3 separate regions of the Homo sapiens genome follow, and all the other regions are linked to region 3. The links are chromatin contacts, found by Hi-C or POLR2A ChIA-PET in ENCODE. All regions are on one chromosome and are shown on one strand. The core of a region is the stretch at or near the end of the contact, and the rest is flanking DNA. Distances in the headings are between cores, read along the strand shown.

Evidence for each region. Hi-C counts contacts between places; a loop is a spot of excess contacts on that map. ChIA-PET counts read pairs that join two places held with the same protein, here RNA polymerase II (POLR2A). Pooled maps may share reads with other maps.
Region 1: a loop to region 3 is called in a pooled map, with 13 times the contacts of the local background. The contact joins the promoter of ACTMAP here to the promoter of PSMD8 in region 3. A Hi-C loop is called at or near these places in 2 of 50 pooled maps. POLR2A ChIA-PET finds 5 or more read pairs at or near these places in 2 of 52 experiments (A549 and WTC11).
Region 2: a map with no recorded cell type shows a loop between it and region 3 (15-fold over the local background). The contact joins the promoter of LIN37 here to the promoter of PSMD8 in region 3. A Hi-C loop is called at or near these places in 1 of 168 maps with a recorded cell type or tissue (endothelial cell of umbilical vein), 1 of 37 single-sample maps with no recorded cell type and 5 of 50 pooled maps. POLR2A ChIA-PET finds 5 or more read pairs at or near these places in 2 of 52 experiments (activated T-cell and endothelial cell of umbilical vein).

Annotation. Positions count from the first base shown.
Region 1 is chr19:40,749,227-40,751,726 of GRCh38, reverse strand. It overlaps ACTMAP (actin maturation protease), which reads left to right and starts at 1,250. Exons shown (of 6, transcript NM_198476.5): 1 at 1,250-2,246. The coding sequence starts at 1,924. It overlaps SNRPA (small nuclear ribonucleoprotein polypeptide A), which reads right to left and starts at 524. Exons shown (of 6, transcript NM_004596.5): 1 at 246-524. The coding sequence starts at 318. RefSeq lists enhancers at 1-545, 633-702, 1,243-1,482, 1,174-1,799 and silencers at 456-638, 903-1,042.
Region 2 is chr19:35,746,177-35,750,791 of GRCh38, reverse strand. LIN37 (lin-37 DREAM MuvB core complex component) reads right to left here and starts at 2,216. Exons shown (of 9, transcript NM_019104.3): 1 at 2,034-2,216. The coding sequence starts at 2,067. PSENEN (presenilin enhancer, gamma-secretase subunit) reads right to left here. Exons shown (of 4, transcript NM_172341.4): 3 at 4,269-4,373; 4 at 3,273-4,084. The coding sequence ends at 3,945. RefSeq lists enhancers at 1,967-2,086, 1,933-2,447, 2,487-2,546, 2,448-2,962.
Region 3 is chr19:38,371,240-38,376,150 of GRCh38, reverse strand. It overlaps PSMD8 (proteasome 26S subunit, non-ATPase 8), which reads right to left and starts at 1,580. Exons shown (of 7, transcript NM_002812.5): 1 at 1,190-1,580. The coding sequence starts at 1,549. RefSeq lists enhancers at 1,271-1,410, 1,041-1,671.

The DNA.
Region 1 (2,500 bases), core at 1-2,500, 2.4 Mb before region 3:
GCTTCCTGGAGGAAGGGTCCTGTGACCTCAAACCTTGTAAGATGAGCAGCAGTGACCACGTTAAAGGGCAGAGTGTAAGATGAACTAATGGAGTGTTGAAGACAGGAAGTAGTTTGTGTAAAGGCCAAGGAGTTAACTCGAAGTTTGGCTGGACAAACACTTAGAAAGAGAGGCGGGTGCAGGGGACGGAAGAGGGGCCAGCCCGTGCGGGACAGTCTGGACTCCGGACTATCCCGAGAACTCACCATCCTTCTTGATCTTCTCATTGAGGTTGTTGATATAAATAGTGTGGTTAGGGCGGGTCTCGGGAACTGCCATGGAGTGAAGTGTTGAGGTAAGTCTTAAAGGAGGAAAAACGTGACTTTAGCCCTGGGTTTCTCCAAATCCTTTGTCCCAACGTCGGCTGCTCAAGGATCTTCCTCCGAAAAGGAAGTCAGGTAAGGCGGGAGTAGGGGCAAGGACGGAGGCAAAGCGCGACAACAAAGCGTGCGTAGGACCCGCTTCTCCAGCCCGCGTGCGGAGAGAACTCTCGAGAGATTTACTACGACTTCCAGGATGCTCTACGCGACCCGGTGGGCGGAGCACCCTAAATGGCGATTCCCATTGGCCCAAGCATCCGAAGGGCCGTCCCGGAGAAAAAACCCGGATGTGGGAGCCAGTATAGAAAAAAGGGACAGGTCCTAGGCAGCCTGGCCTCGAGCAGCAAGTTTCCTCAGACGGGCCCAGGAAGGCCCGGACGCCAAGCGTACCGCTCGCCTGCCGCCGATGGTCGTTTGCACCGGAGGTTACCTTCCGACAGGGCCGTAGTTCTCTCAACCGGCGCCTGCTACTTCCCTGAGACCAAACCACAAAGCTTTCTCTCCTGGCCCCGCCTCTGCCTTTCTGCCAGCCAATCGCCGCGCGGAAACGCAGTAGCTTGACCAATCAGAGCAAGTCTCGTTTCTGGGCTCAGCTGTTGCCAATCAAAACGATATTTGGGTTCCCGCCTAGGTAGAAAAACCCCGCCCCACTCCCTGAAAGCCCACCTCCTTCCGTGGCGCCCGGGTCTACGGACCAATCAGTGAAGGTCACGAGTCTGTACGCGTCTCGCGCTGCGGTGTCTTCCGGAGGCAATCCTTTTTGGAGTCCCGCCTCTTACCCCCGCCAGAGCTGCGTTTTCTGTCACGTGATCGCAAAATGGGCGGGAACTGTTGCGTGTAATACCACGTGATATGGGAAAGGCAGTGTGCGGGGGCCGCCATTTTCCGGGAGTGGGAGGTGCACTTTACTTCCTGACTCCTTTCCTTTTTCCAGTGGTTATCGCGGCGCCCACCGGCCTCTGATCTCTGAGTCTTCTCCAACCCACAGACGTTTTTTGTTGCTCTGGTTCCAGGACCTTCTCCACAACTAGGCCATTTTCCCTGCCAGGTGTCCTTTTTGACCTCTTGACCTCTGACTCAAAGGTCAGCTCAAAGGTTCCGAACTCGGGCCTGGGATGTGAGGGGGTACTGAACCTAAGTTCTCCGAATCTTTAGCCCTGGGTCCCTAAGTCGCATCCTTAAGGCACCTCACTCTAGATCTGAGCCTTCATATCCCAAACTCACTCATGAGTTTCCACATCCAGCCCCAAAGAATGAGTTAACTCCTACTAACTCTCCACCTAAGACTCCCGAGGTAACCCAACCGGTACCACAGATCCGGTTCCGGATTTAAGGACCCCACCCTGTTAACCGTCAGGTGCCTTATGACTTGAGTCAGCCTCGCAATTCCTGCTCCCGTGGTTTCAAATATTAGCCCTGGTCCTTTCACACCCACTGCTCAGTCCCCAGATTCTGGAACTCAGCTCTTAAACCTTTAAAATCTCCATCCCTGAGACCGTTCTCCGTTGGAGGATCCTTCCCTCCCCGCTTTCTGAACCTCTCAACACCTCCTGTAGACCCCAAAATGACTTCTCCATGCTCTCCTCCCCTAAAACCACCAATTTCTCCTCCAAAAACCCCTGTACCCCAAGCCAGCAGCATTCCATCTCCTCCTCTACCCCCAAGTCCCCTGGACTTTTCAGCTTTACCATCCCCTCCCTGGAGTCAGCAGACCCCTGTTCCCCCACCGCTCCCACTGCCTCCTCCACCCGCTGCCACAGGGCCTGCTCCCCGTCATGTCTTCGGCCTGGAGAAGAGCCAGCTCCTGAAGGAGGCCTTTGATAAGGCCGGCCCGGTCCCCAAGGGCAGAGAAGATGTGAAGAGGCTTCTGAAACTACACAAGGACCGGTAGGGTCTCCATGCCCCACCCACCACCCAGGCTCTGCCCTAGACACTTCACAGATCTCTTGGGGTGGGGGGGGGGTTCCCGTGTCCTCAAGATCAAACAGGCTGACTACTTAGGTCCCCCACCTAGATCTCTTCCATGGTGGTGTGCCTCCAGCAATGAAGAAAGCTGTCCTCACAAGTGCCCAGTCCAGTCCGGGTGCTTTGGCTCATGCATGTAATCCCAGCACTTTGGGAGGCCGAGGCGGGTGGATCAC
Region 2 (4,615 bases), core at 967-3,466, 2.6 Mb after region 3:
GACAGGGTTTCACCATATTGACCAGGCTGATCTCAAACTCCTGACCTCATGATCCACCTGCCTCAGCCTCCCAAAGTGCTGGATTACAGGCAGAAGCCACCGCACCCAGCCAAAATTGGGAGATTTCACCTAAAACATCCTGTTTGGGCTTTTTTTTCCCCCTCGGGAAATGAGATCTAGGCCCACCTTCCTGCCCAGTTAGCCTGTGGCTGCCTCCCGTCATCACAGAACTTGAGGAAGTGATGATGTTACGCTGTCCTCCTACCTTTGAGAGGTGTTTGCTCTGCCTTTCTGACTGGTGGGAGCTCTGGCTCTAGTGCTCAGAGCCTGGAGGGGACACCTGGGAACTTGCCTGACCAGTCCAGGGACTTCCTGAGAAGCCCAGGAGACACAGGGATTCAAACATAGCTCAGAGGAGAGACAGAGTGAGGGTGGGGAAGGGAGTAGCTGAGATTGCAGCAAAGCCTTGGGCAGATGCAGAGGGTACGGATCACGTCCACAACTCTCCTCAGGCCCAGCCTCTCTCCTGAACCCCCGACTTGGGCCTGAAGCCTCCCTCTCAAGGGTCGCCTCACTGTCCCCAAGTCCCTCCCTGTACCTCACCATGGATACCCCTCTCCCTCCCCTACCCAGCCCACCAACCCCATGGCCTGTCCACTAGGCCTCCCGAGTGTCTCTCCCACCCACCTCCTCCCTACTCTACCCATCCTGGTCCTGTCCTTTGCTCCCCCTTGGCTCCCTGCCTCAGTGTCCCCCTTCTGATACACCCTCCACAAGGCAGCCAGGGGAATCTTCCTGAAAAATAACAAACCTGACCCTGATCTTCCCTTGCTTGGAAACTTCCATGACTCCACAGCACCCAGGGGTGGAGTCTGCACTCCTCAGCCTGGCACTCACAGGTGTACACCTTCCCTCACCATCATTTGTGGTCACACCCACTTCTCTTTTCTTTCTTTCTTTTCTTTTCCTTTCTTTTTTTTTTTTTTTGAGACAGGGTCTCAATCTATCACCCAGGCTGGAGTGCAGTGGTGTGATCTCAGCTCACTGCAACCTCCGCCTCCCCGGCTCCAGCGATCCTCCTGCCTCAGCCTCCTGAGTAGCTGGGACTACAGGCTTGTGCCACCACACCTGGCTAATTTTTTTTTTTTTTTTGTATTTTTTATAGAGACAGCGTTTCGCTATGTTGCCCAGGCTGGTCTCAAACTCCTGACCTCAAGTGATCTGCCAGCCTCGGCCTCCCAAAGTGTTGGGATTACAGGTGTGAGCCACCGCACCCAGCCTCCCACTTTGTTTTAATAACACTTTTGCCATGGGACATCCTACATCATTTTACTATTATCTTTCTGTCTAAATTCTGCACCCCTCCCACTGCCCTTACCATGCCAGGCCTGGGATCCGGTCAGCTCCGCCCCAACCCAAAATTCTCTCCTCTTTCTAAGCTTCACCCATTGACCACAGTTCCTATTTTCTAGGATTACTGGAATATAGTGACTGTGAGGATTAAGAGTGCCTGTACTTCAGGCTCACAGCAAGATGTGTGACTCTGATCACTGCTGGAAATGGGGAAACTGAGGGGAAGCCAAGAAAAGAGAACTTCTCGGCTGGGCGCGGGGACTCACGCCTGTAATCTCAGCACTTTGGGAGGCTAAGGCGGGAGGATCGCTTGAGACCAGGAGTTCGAGACCAGCCTGGGCAATATAGCGATACTCCGTCTCTATTTAAATATTTTAAAAATTTAAATTAAAAAAAAGAGGAAAGAAAAGGGCCCTTCTCAGAGTTACCGGCTCAGGATTCCCCATGTCCTACCACGCACGTCATTGCCCGAGCCACCCCATTCAATCTCAAAGCGACTTCAAGCGCACACCGGGAGGGTGTGAAGGTGGCAGGCAACGCTCGCTGCCTGATACAGCGATTGTCAGGTGGGCTTCAGGGAAAAGTCGTGCAGTCCCCTTTCCGCGATACTCCCTTCCACCGGGACTCCACACCCTGTCAACCCGATGGTCCCGACAGGCCCCCGACGTCAGGGTCCTCACCTGATTTCTCCACTTTCACCTTCACAGGGAACATGGTTTGGGTCCGGGATCTGGCTAGCTGGGTCAGAGGCGCCCCAAAGGGCCTAGGGTCACAAGTCAAGGCGGGAGAAGGCGGGGACAGTTCAAAGATGAGCTTCGTGGGCCACGGGTCCTCCGCCTTTGGTTGTGTCCAGCCTGGACCGTGGCCACCACCCTTCTGTGGGCGGGCCCCTTCGGCAGTAGCTTGTTCCTATTAGTTATTGCAGCCGTCAATCTCGCATCCTGACCAATTGAGAGCTGCCTCCGTAGTCTCCCAGCTTTAGGTCCCACCCACCTGGGGCTTTGCTTCCGGAAACAAACCATCTACCCCCTAGCTTCCTGGGAGGTGTAGTTCCAGCTTCCCAGACTCACCCTGAGTAACAGCGCCTGCGCCGCGCGGGGCACGGTGGGAAACAAAGGATTAGGGCATCGCGAGGCTTCCCGGGACTTGTAGTGTGAGAAGGGTTGAGCAACACCAAGTTAGCTCTTTACCGGATTTAACCAACCGTTGGGGTCCCTTCATCCCTAAGAGGAAGACTAATGTAAAATAACGTTGGGTTCCCTCTCACTGAGCACTCGCTAGGTGCCAGGTATCTGTTAATCTCTTTGCAGGTACAACTTCATTCATTTTGCAAATATTTATTAGTGTGTCGGGCACTCTTCTAGGCATTGGAGACACCTTGAGGAACAGAATAGACAAAAATCCCTGCGCTAATGGAGCTTATCTTTTAAAGGAGGGAAGATAAACAGTAAACAAGTAAATTTTAAGTGAAATGTAATAGGAGAAAGAATATGATCTGGGCGGGGCATGGTGGCTCACGCCTGTAAATCCCAGCTCTTTGGGAGGCCTAGGCAGGCAGATCACCTGTGACCAGGAGTTCGAGACCAGCCTGGCCAACATGGTGAAACCCAGTCTTTACTAAAAATACAAAAATTAGCCGGGCATGGTGGCATGCGCCTGTAATCCCAGCTATTCGAGAGTTTGAGGCAGGAGAATCGCTTGAACCCGGGAGGCGGAGGTTGCAGTGAGCCGAGATCGGACCTCTGCACTCCAGCCTGGGTGACAGAGCAAGACTCCATCTAGAAAAACAAACAGACAACAACAACAAACCCCTCTCCCCCCCCAAAAAAAAAACCCACAAAAAAAGTGTAGCCTGAAAGGGACATAGGAATATCAAGGTGGTGATTGAATTTTAAATAAGATGGATGGTCAAGGAAGGATTCTCTGAGAAAGCTCTTGACTATTTTTATTTTTGCAGACAACACTTCCTTCAGAAAACGGGAAACTTCCATTTGTCACACGTCTTGGTCCAGATAAATCCCAGGAAGTAGCATCGTGATCTACACTTCTGATGAGAATACTGCAGCCCACAGTAGGAAAGTTATATTTTTGAATTCACGACTACCAGTACAGGATAACAGCCCCTAGAAATGGAAGCACTAGGCCGATCCTACCACTGCACTCCAGCCTGGCTGACAGAGCAAGACTCTGTCTCAAAAAAAAAAAAAAAAAAGAAAAAAGAAAAAGAAATGGAAGCACTATTCCTTTCTTAGTTTCTCATCTAATAGTTTCCTGAGCAGGAAAGTTCCTAGTTCAGAAGATTATGAGTAGTATGCACTGTAAAAAATGTACATCATGTCTAAATACTAAGCCTCGTACAAAGCTCTCAACAGATGTTTTTAAATATTAATAATCATTTATGCCTCAACCTCTAAAAGATCCCAGGAAGTCAGTATCGAAAGTTAGGGTCCTTTATTGGGGGATGTCAGCAGAGAACGTGGGACATGAAAACAAGTCTTAGGAGTTTGAGAAGGGGCTCCCAGGACAGGCTCCTCTGCTTTAAGGAGCCTGTCCTGGGAGAATAAGCAGGGCCCCAGTATGTGCAGAAGTTGTCAGGGGGTGCCCAGGGGTATGGTGAAGGAGAGGTAGTCCCCAAGGGCACCCCAGCGGGGCCGGTAGATCTGGAAGATGGTGATCCAGGAGGTGAGCACTATCACCCAGAAGAGGAAGCCCACAGCTGAGCGCCAGACATCTGTCATGGGAAACAGAAGCTGGAAGGGTTGGCCTCCGGCTGCTCTCCAGACTTCCCTAGACCAGCCTTCCCTTCTCACCCAGAGCCCCAACATTTTGGATCCTCCATTGTCCCTTCCCACCAAGATTCCCCGCTTCCCCCTCTCCCCTGCCACTGGCCTCCCTCCTCTGTGCTCTAGACTCACAGCCTTTGATTTGGCTCTGTTCTGTGTAGGCTGGGACAAGGAAGGCCTCTCGGAAGAACCAGAAGATGTTGACCAACCAGAGAAAAGGCAGGAAAGCAAACCCCCCTAGGGAGAAAGAAAAACAAACAAACAAACCCCAAAACCTCATAAGGCAATGAAGATCTTCTCCAACTCCCACCGAGATCTATTTGGAAGAAACTCTCCCACACCCAAGTTCAAATGGAGATTTCTGTTGTCAGGGACTCAGGAATCTGGCTCCTCTTTGGGATCCAGGAATCTGATTCCTCAACCATCTCTTTCACAGGACCCAAGAGTCCAGGCCCTCAATCCCCCTCCTCTCTTGGGAT
Region 3 (4,911 bases), core at 331-2,830:
AGGGGAGGGAGGGAAGAAAGAAAAGAAGGGAATTCAAATACAGATGACTTACCTGCTCTACGCTCTGGTCTTCCCACTTGGAAAATGGAGCTAACCATCATCCAGACTCATGAGGAATGCTTTCTCATAAAGCACTCAGAACAGGGCCTGAGCACGCAACACATGCCCATTTAAGATTACATCACATTACAATTATTAATAGCCCCACTGGGGAAACAAGGAGGGACACTCAGTGCCTGACCCAGTGGAATCACGCGGCGGTGGGGACAGGAGTACATTCCATTCTTGGCCCATCTTCCCCACAATCTATTGGGGAAGGGGTAGCTGGGCTATCCCCAAAATCTATATCTGGGAGGGGGAGGTCCAAATCTCCCCCCACAGTTCAGCCCATACATCTTTCCTTAGCAGGCTCAGCAGCTTGTTCCAAGCCACTGGATTTACACTCCCTCCCAACAGATGTTTGGTCTGAAGCACTCTGGGCCCCGTATTCTTGTTCTCTACTTGTAAGAATATTTCTTCTAGGTTCAGTCCTGCCTTCACAACTAGGCTGCCCCCTCTCCCAACAGATGCGAGCCTAAGCCCCAGATCTCTCAGATCCTAACCCAGCCTGGTCTTAACCACACACCCTCTACACAGCCCACCTTTTCAGCCTCATTCTTTTATCACTCCGGGCAGTCCTCACTTCCCACTTGGTCTTGCCTGGAATCCACCATCAGGAAAAGCCCGAATCCCAATCCTGCCACTCCGACCAGTTAAGCCTCCACGCACCAAAAATCTAACCCCTCACTCAGTTCTGCCATAAGTCTTCCAATCATTCCCCCACCACCCCCGCGTGGGTCCATTCCAGTCATCTCTCACTTAAAAAAAAAATGTAGAGACAGAGTCTCGCTATGTTGCTCAGGCTGATCTTGAACTCCTGGGCTCAAGCGACGCTCCCCCGCCTCGGCCTCCCAAAGCGCTGCGATTACAGGCGTGACCATCAACGCTCCCTGTCCCTCTCTCGCTTCTTGACGCCCTCCGAGCCCCCACTTTGGCTGTTCCAAATCTTTCACCCCATCGGATCCCCCAGCCCGCCTCAGTCTCGCTGGCACCGAGGTGGCTTCCGCGGCCCGGGACTTGGTTGGGTCCAGACACCTCGTAGCGCCTCCCACGCCCGCAACACTCGGTTTCCTGGGCCTGCCGACTTTACCTTGAGTCGACCCAGCTCTTCCCCGCACTTGCTAAGATTGGGGCTTTTACGGTTCCACTCGCCCTTGAGTTGCTCGTACATGCCGGTCGCGGCCTGCAGAACAGCGCCCGAGGTTGCCGCGGGCCCGGAGCTCGAGAAGCCTGCCGCCCCGTTCACCGCCGCGGCCGCCATCTTGCGTGATGCGGCAAGCAGACCGCCTGATTTACGGCAGCGCCGCCTACAAACGCTTGCCCGGCGGAAGTGGGGCCGAGAGGTGGAGCCCAAGGCCCGGGGCGGGGCTACAACCTGCCTCAGCCCGCCCCGGGTAGCCCGCCGTCGCTCTCGAGGTGGCGCCCTCGGAGCCCTGCCCTTAATGAACATGTCAGTTGGAGCTCCGCCTCTGTCGTCACTCAAGATGGTGACCGGAAGTTGGCTTTTGCCCTAACTGAAAATGACAGCTGTCTCAACACCACCCCCCCTACCCACCTCACGGTTCCAATAATGAACATGGCTGCCCTGGCTTCAGTCTGAGTGCTCGGGACGCTACGTAGCTGTCCTGGAGGTTCCGCCTTCGGGGCAGCGTCTCCAAGCCAAAAGGTAGCGGGTGTCGTGCCATTTGGAGAGCTGTGTTATTCTCATTTTATAGACAGACTGAGAGGCTGGGTAACCTTCCAAAGGACTAACAGCTAGGATGTGTACCTGGGGCTCCCTCTCCAGTCTTTTTCAATGCATCCTTCCACATTTTTTTCCCAAGCTTATATGAACTAACTAGTTACAAAACTCATCCAGCTCTATGGCTTTCAATGTCATGTGTAAGTGGAGGATTCACAATTTTTTTTTTTTGAGACGGAGTTTAGCTCTTGTTGTCCAGGCTGGAGTGCAATGGAGCAATCTTGGCTCACTGCATCCTCCGCCTCCTGGGTACAAGTGATTCTTCTGCCCCAGCTTCCCAAGTAGCTGGGATTACAAGCATGTGCCACCACGCCTGGCTAATTTTCGTATTTTTAGTAGAGACGTAATTTTAGTATTTTTAGTAGATGTTGGTCAGGCTGGTCTCCAACTCCTGAACTCAGGCGATTCCCTGGGCCCTGGCCTCCCGAAATGCTGGGATTACAGGCATGAGCCACCTTGCCTGGCCAGTATTCACAACTTCTTATACCAACTTCTTCCTCCACTGATTGATATTACATCTGCACATTCAACATCGCTTTTTCTCTCTTTTTAAAAAAAATTAAATTTTTTATAGAGACAGAGTCTCATTATACTGCCCAGGCTGGTCTCGAACTCCTGAGCTCAAGCGATATTCCTGCCTTGACCTCGCAAAGTGTTGGGATTAGAGGTGTGAGCCACTGCGCCTGGGCAGCACGTTTTTCTCAAACCCGACTTTCACTCTCCGTCTCCACCATTTAGAATGTCATCTCCATGAAGGCAGGACGATTTCCTTCACTACTGAATTCCCAGTATCTCAGTGCTTGGCAAATATTAGTAGACAGTCAATAAATATTTGTTGGCCAGGCATGGTGGCTCATGCCTGTAATCCCAGCACTTTGGGAAGCCGAGGCAGATAGATCACTTGAGGTCAGGAGTTCGAGACCAACCTGGCCAACATGGCGAAACCCCATCTGTACTGCAAATACCAAAAAAAAAAAACAAAAAAACCAGCTGTGCGTGGTGGCACACACCTGTAATCCCAGATACTCAGGAGCCCGAGGCAGGAGAATCGCTTAAACCCAGGAGGTCAGCTTGTAGTGAGCTGAGATTGTGCCGCTGCACTCCAGCCTGGGTGACAGAGTGAGACTCTGTCTCAGAGAAAATAAATAAATAAATGTAAAAATACCAAAAATTTGCCGGGCGTGGTGGTGCACATCTGTAGTACAGCTACTTGGGAGGCTGAGGCAGGAGAAGCACTTGAACCCGGGAGGCAGAGGTTGCAGTGAACTGAGATCGCCATTGCACTCCTGCCTGGGTGACAGAGCGAGACTGTGCTCAAAAAAAAAAAAAGAAAAAAGAAAAAAAGAAAAAGAAAGAAATTATATATGTGTTGAATTAATGAGTAAATTAATATGTGAAAGAAGTTGTGGTGGTAAAAAATGTTTTAAACAAAAATGATGGCCGGGTGTGGTGGCTCAAGTCTGTAATCTCAGCACTTTGGGAGGCTGAAGTGGATGGATCACCTGAGGTCAGGAGTTTGAGACCAGCCTAGCCAACATGGTGAAACTCCGTCTCTACTATACAAAAAATTATCTATCCAGGTATGGTGGCGGGTGCCTGCAATCCCAGTTACTCACTCGGGAGGCTGAGGCAGGAGAATCACTTGAACTTGGGAGGTGGAGGTTGCAGTGAGCCAAGATCGCACCATTGCACTCCAGCCTAGGCAACGAGCAAAACTCCATCTCAAAAAAAAAAAGAAAAAGACACAAATAAACAAAATACCACGTTGATATGGCCAGGCCAGGTGGCTCATGCCTGTAATCCCAGCACTTCGGGAGGCTGAGGCGGGCAGATCACGAGGTCAGGAGATGGAGACCAGTCTGGCTAACACAGTGAAACCCCGTCTCTACTAAAAATACAAAAAATTAGCCGGGCATAGTGGCATGCGTCTGTAGTCCCAGCTACTCAGGAGGCTGAGGCAGGAGAATCGCTCGAACCCAGGAGGCGGAGGTTGCAGTGAGCCGAGATCACACCACTGCACTCCAGCCTGGGTAACAGAGCGAGACTCCATCTCAAAAAACATAAATAGTTTCAAGTATGAGGGGAAATCCAGTCTCTGTCACTCTATCTTGGCTGGAAGTGCAGATGGTGATATTTAAATAACATGTTGACTTGGCTGATACAGGATTATGATGTGTTCACCTGGACCATGAGGTGACTCGGTAGAATCTTGGTGGTGGAAACAACCTTAGCCAGCAGCCCTTACACACATGAGTGTTGCCAACTCTTGTTATTGTCAAATTTCATCAGGTTTTTGTGCTACCAACCATGCCTAGTCAATGCCAACCCCAATGTATTCCTCCAACCCAACACTCTGGGTGAGCACCAACTAGGTGCAATCTCATACCTTTCCTCATTCGCTCCTTCATTCATTCATCTATTAATGCTGACCAAATGCCTACCATGCAACAGGGTATTTTTTTACTCATTTATTTCCTCCTGCCTTCATTCCTCCATCTTGTCAATTCATTGGTCACTACGCATCCATCCAGATTATGGACTGTATAACTAGCCTCAGATGGTGAGGGGAGTTGTCCTGAGGTCAGAGACTGCACTCTGAGGAGGACAGAGAAGAAAAAACTACAGAGAAATGAAGGCTGAATCCTGTGGACCTTGGGACTTTGGATCAAACTGTACCTGAAGCCTGTAAATTACCATTTTCATGTAGACCATTTGAGGGAAATATTTGCTACTTGCAACTAAAATAAGAATCCTGACGTCTCCAGGGTCCCCTCCTTAAGACATTAGATAGGTGTTGACATTCAGAATATTTAACACTGAACAATCAGAACAGATGGTCGGCCATAGCAATGGGCCTGGATTGTGGAGGATCCTGCTGGACCACAGGGAGGTCTGGGGTACACTGGGGAGAGGCTCAGCCAACAGGCACACAGAGAAGCCACTATTTAACAGGTGGCCTAGAAGGTTTTTGATATTTTATTTATTGTTTTGTTTTGTTGAGTCGGAGTCTTGGTCTGTTGCCCAGACTGGAGTGCAGTGGCGCAATCTTGGCTCACGGCAACTTCTGCCTC